2 separate regions of the Homo sapiens genome follow, and region 1 is linked to region 2. A link is a loop called in an ENCODE intact Hi-C map of the cell type or tissue named here. Cell type or tissue: Caco-2. All regions are shown on one strand. Each heading gives the region's core, and the rest is flanking DNA. Links, peaks and the distances in the headings are about the cores only. Region 1 overlaps LINC00578 (long intergenic non-protein coding RNA 578). Region 2 overlaps LINC00578 (long intergenic non-protein coding RNA 578).

The links. Peaks named below come from ENCODE experiments on the same cell type or tissue, not always from the same donor. Only the 100,000 strongest peaks of a DNase experiment are listed, where the experiment ranks them.
Region 1: it touches region 2 in a loop (5-fold over the local background); 2 of 110 quality-filtered maps call a loop at or near these places.

The regions. Positions count from the first base shown.
Region 1 is chr3:177,620,901-177,623,718 of GRCh38, reverse strand. The region is part of intron 2 of LINC00578 (long intergenic non-protein coding RNA 578); the gene reads right to left. Among named protein-coding and RNA genes, the nearest start is that of LINC00578, 180 kb to the right of the region's middle. In Caco-2, for the core only: no CTCF peak of the experiment used is centred there; no DNase peak of the experiment used is centred there.
Region 2 is chr3:177,671,104-177,673,921 of GRCh38, reverse strand. All of the region lies in intron 3 of LINC00578 (long intergenic non-protein coding RNA 578), which reads right to left. Among named protein-coding and RNA genes, the nearest start is that of LINC02015, 140 kb to the left of the region's middle. In Caco-2, for the core only: no CTCF peak of the experiment used is centred there; a DNase peak (open chromatin) is centred at 1,211.

The DNA.
Region 1 (2,818 bases), core at 58-2,557, 50 kb after region 2:
ACTGTCAAAAAAAGAAGAAGAAAATGATAGATTTTCACATTGCCCCATTGATGCCATTAAAAATCTATATAATCACTAGAGTCAAGTATTAGAAATGCTATCTTCTGTGGCCGCGTTCTCTTTCAAGGCCTATTAGTCCCTAAATTATCTCCCTGGGCACATGGCAACACTACATGTTCCAGGTAAGGCTATGTGTTGAGAAACAGTAGTGCTGGCTAAAGCCTCACAGTGAAATTAACATCCAGTGAAATTAATCTATTTGCAGGCTGCAAATGCCTATAGCAGTTGATGACTGTGATGAAAAGTGCTTTCACTTTCATGGACTATTTCAAACTTCCAAGAGAAGTTAAGGTGGAAACAAACATGAGCCAGACTCCCTAGTTCCCCATCTCTTTTCCTTTCTTCTGGGTCTTATCCACATTCTGTACCCTGAAAAAGCCCAGATCTTCTCCTGTACCTGCCCTATGTGCTGTCTCCAACCATCCTTAAAGCAAGGCCTCTGCCAAACACACAGAGTGAGGAGCCACCTATATGGCATGATGTTTGTCTTGACATGAGTGGAGACCACAGAGGCTTCCCCACACTCCCTTTGCAGATCTATCAGCGTTCTCCTGTACAACTACAGTGCCAGGACACTCCAGTTTTAGCTGCGCGTTGGTGTAGGGCATTGAAGGCCTCATAAAAATTACAGCTATCTGACAGCACTGATAGTCAAAGCCACTATCTATTAAGTGGTTACTATATGCTAGTGACTTTATATATGCTAGGTTATTAATCCCACCACAACCCTAGCAGTATTATTACTTCCACTGAAAACTGAGTTTTAGTGAGGTTAAGCAAACAACCCAAGGCAGCATAGCTAATAAAAGACAGAGCCAGGATTTAAACCTAATTCCATCTGACTCCTCCTACATGAAACAATTATAGCAAACATTTGTTGAAAGCTTACTACATGCCAATCATTGTTCTGAGCTCCTTACTTGTGTTAACTCATTTTTTCCCACAACAATTCTAGGAAGCAAACACTGCTATTGCCACCTTTTTGCAGAGGAAGGTACTGAGGTGAAGCGACTTGCCCAAACCCTACAAAAAGTAAGTGGTTAGAGCTGGGACTGCAATCCAGAGCTCTCTGTATTGAGACCAATCCACTCTTTTTTTTTTTTTTTTCATTCTTATATGTTTTAATTGTAAAATTTTCAAAAATTCCTACTTCCATGTCATCACCTAGATTTAACGACTATTGACATTTTGCTATATTTGCTTCAGTTTTTGTTGAAATACTTTAAAATAAGTTAACATGTCATAGTATTTTACTCCTTAATACTTCAGCGTGCATCTCTAAAGATGGATTTTTTTTACATAATCACAATAGCATTATCACACCTGATAAAATATATTACCAATTCCCTAATACCATATTCAAAATTCTGTAATTGTTCCAAAAGTATCTTTTCTACAGTTGGTTTGTTCAAACTAGTATCCTGCGAAAAATCATGAATAACATTTGCTAATTATATAATTCTAAAACACCTCCTTCCTACTCCCTTTTTGTACCATGACATTAATTGCTAAGGAATCAAGATCAGTCTATAGAATGATCTGCCTTCTGGATTTGTTTATTTCCTTGTGGTGCTGATTAAGTTTTTCCTCTAGTTTCTGTGTTTCTTATGAAGTGGAAACTTTAACTAAAGGCTTGAGTAGATTCACTTTCAGCAAGAATGCTTCATAGATGATATTGCAACTTCATATTGTACCACATTTGGATCTTCACAGTAACTGGCCATTGCATCAACAGCAGTGTCAAGAGCATCATAGCATCGGATGATGATGGACAGATGCCTCTGCTGCAGAGTTATGCCCCCGCCCCAACACTCAATTGGCAATCATCTGGGGAAGTCTGTCACAATGGTCCCTGTCCACCTTTCTTTTAGTGGTTTCAGCATCTGTCAAAGGTTCTTATTTGAATTTCCATCCTATCAAGGGCTGCAAAATGGTGACTTTCTGACCGTATTATTGCATCTACATTCACAGCTGACATTCTTCAATAAAGAAAAGTTTTCCTTCATCAAGTAGAACTATTTAGTTATGCTGAAATTCAGTATCTTCTAGAAAGACATTAAATCTTTAATTATTTTTAATTCTCAATTCTCAGAATAACCAATTCATGTAATAATCACCTCCAGTGATGGCAAATGAGTTTTGTTTTGGAAGACATTCTCTTTTCTAGTTATGTACTTGCGGAGTTTTATATATTCATAGTCATTTTTAAATGCTCAGGTTGTCTCACACTTGCCACTGTATACTCTTCAACTAGAATGCTACTTAACCCAGATTAAAATCCACGTTTCCCGTGTAGTAACTGAGTGACTCTTGCTTCTGTGCCTCTGTCTCTCAGAAATAAAACTGGAATTCAAAATTCTATAGAGCTTATAAGATGGTTGTAGTAATTAAATGAGACAGGTCAGCTACCAGGCTTAGCGAAGGCCATAAACAAAGAAAGAATGTGACAAATGTTAGTTGCTCCTATTTTCATATCATCACCATCTAATGCTAAGTCTTCACTAGGGAAGGAATTAGGGTCTGGAGATGCGGTGGTAAAGGGAAGAGCAAGGGTCTCAAATGCTTTAGAGAGAAGATTCTCACCCAGAACAGTGACACATGAGGGCTTTGCAGGGCCAGGAACAGGTAAAGAAACTAGGAACCTGGTGAAGGGAAGAAGGCAGGAGGCAGAATAAAATATTCCTGGAAAAAAATTATTTTTGTTTGTTTCACAGTTTTCTCAGGGCCTATTCTATTCCAAGATATCGAAAAGAATGCT
Region 2 (2,818 bases), core at 178-2,677:
AACTCTATCCCCTCCCCTACCACTATCCTTACACCATATGCATTTTACAGTAGTAGGCCGTCTGCCCTAGATGCTGAATCCATGTGGAAGAACTGCAAGTTAGTTTTGTGTGAAATGTTAGAGCAAAACTCAAAGCCAGCTCTGACTTTACATTTTATAAGGAAGCTAAAATTTGGCCCATGTTTGCAAAAAATGTTGCCAGCATTTGCTATGGGCCTGCAAGCAAAAGATTCCAGATTTGTTGAAAGCCAGGCAGAAGTCAGGCATATCTTCCAAATGTCATTTTGAACACTGACCCTGAAAAAAATGAGCAGAAGTTGACGCACAAGACTGTGCAGGAAAAATGTGCCGAGTCATAACTTCCAATGAACATGGGTTACAGCCCTTCCTGCGGTTCTGTCTTAAATGAACTCCATAGGCAGATGAGCTGTTTCTGAATGTTTATTATGGCCTCTGGTGAGCCAATAAGTTTTCTCTTTTCCTATTGCTTTTTAGTTAAAAAATTATAAATGCCTAGAGAATCCACCTGCCATCCTTTGGCTAAGTTAAAAGGCAGTGGTAAGAAGACAGCCATGCTCTGTTAGTGGTCCCAAACTTGGCATTGATTACTAGGCTGGCATGTGATGACACTGTTTTCAAAATAGCCTTTATCCAATTGCTAAGGCAGCTGCAGCCCTCTCAGAACCTCTGAAACCTGGGATCTCACAAGTAAACAATGATCACCATGGTGTTTATATTTTATTAAATGTCATATAGCCAGATTTTTCTAACCTGGTATAGCTTTAGCCAGAGACAATTTCTAGAGGATGAAACTCAAGGCAATTATCTAACATGCGGTATAAATGAAAATTTGTATGAATCAGAGAAACTCTATTATCAAGACAAGCTTGAGAATAATGGAGGACACTATACAGAACACAGATCAAATGCTAGAATTAAGCAACTGAAGTCAGAATGAAAATGTACACAAAAACAACACAAAATGCAGGCATCCTAAAACTTGGGGAATAAAAAATAGGTTCTTTTCAGGTTGAGAATAAGGTGGGGGACGAGATAACAGAAAACAAGTTAAGACCTTATGTTCCCTTTGGAGTGTTCTGAGTTCTAACAACTTCCCAGCTGAGTATGGCAGGTGAGACGAGATCCGGTGAGATGTGGAAGAGAGAGAAAAATAAGGCCCTGGATTTGCCCTTTGACTCTCACCCCGTGGTATGTCCCCTGAATCTGACCAACATTTTCGTAATCATGAAGATTAGGACACACGTGCCTCTTAACAAACAACTCCAAATCCTGGAATCTCACCTTTCCCCATTCCCATAAGTAAATCAGTAGCCTCTATTGTGATGGGGGAAAAAAAAACAAAAATAAACATATGAATAATCTTAAGGACATTTCGCCTCCTCGGAATTTTTGAAGCATTTTATTGACTCTCAGGATTTCTGATCCTTTATCATGGTCGTTCATATGTGTCTTATCTCCCTTACCATATACCCTGAGCACTAAGTGCAGGACAATTTACTGCTTGGTAGTTCACAGATCTAGTAGAGTACCTTGAGTAAAAGAAATGCGTCAACATTGATTCATCTGTTCACAATATATCCATATACTTTCCTAAGTCCAAAAGTGATACATAGTTAAGAACAAAAAGAGCCATTTGAACTGCAGAAGAGAATAGTTTCAGCATCATTCCGTTTCCCCCTGAATGTATCTCCAGATTCATTTTTTCCACAAGAGTAAGAACAAGGAGCTTTGCTAGAATACAAGGTACTTTTGCCAGGGTACCAGAGTAAAGACAACATGGTCTCTGCCCACCAGAATTTATGTAGGGACACAAGAAATTGAGAAAATCATTGCAACAATGTAGTAATGGGTAGTTTTGTGTACCAGGGTGCAATCATGGCTCACTGCAGCCTTGAACTCCTGGGCTCAAGCAATCCTCCCACCTCAGCCTCCTGAGTAGCTGGGACCAGGGGCACAAACCACCATGTCCAGCTAATTTTATTTATTTTTTTTTTTGTAGACACAAGGTCTCACTACGTTGTCCAGGCTGCTCTAGAACTCTTGGGCTCAAGAGATCCACCTGCCTCAGCCTCACGAAGTGCTGGGATAAGAGGCGTGAGCCACTGTGCCCTGCCTAGTTTTGCTTTTAAAATGACTTAGAAAGAGGGCGATGGTGGGACTCGAGAAGAGGACTTATCAATCAGCCTCCTCCTGGGAATCCAGAGAACTTTGGGCTCCCAGGGGAGATGTTATCAGAGATGAGGCTGGAGGTACGCATAGTCTTCATGACACATGGTCTTGATGACTTCATGTCAATCAAGTTCAATACTGACTGCCATGCACATGGCAGTTGCTTCATATTTGCTTCACAAAGCAAAGGTAGGCTGGGACAGACAGCTTTTAAGCTATAAGCTCTTTAACTAGGTAGACTGTGGAAGCATTAATATGGATGATACCTAGTTTTTTAAAGACCCATTCTGCTTCCCAGTTGGCCTCCTTAGGAAAAAGGAACCCCTCCCAAGAGGTAGGCAAGCCCAAGGTAATCTCATTGTACCATCTAGGCCTAAGAGAGACAGTCTACTGAAATATAAGATAGGGACATGGAGCACTGTCTGAATTATCTCTATGCTATTCCCAGGGCCTAGACAATACTTGACACAAAGTAAGCCTTCCAGAAAAATTTGTTGAAACGAATGAATGAATGAATGAATGAATGAGGAAAGAACCTAAAACAATAAGCCCAAACATAGACCAGAGGCCACAAAAACTGAAGCAATTCTTTTACCTTATGTCAGGGCCTCTGAGCCCAAGCCAAGCC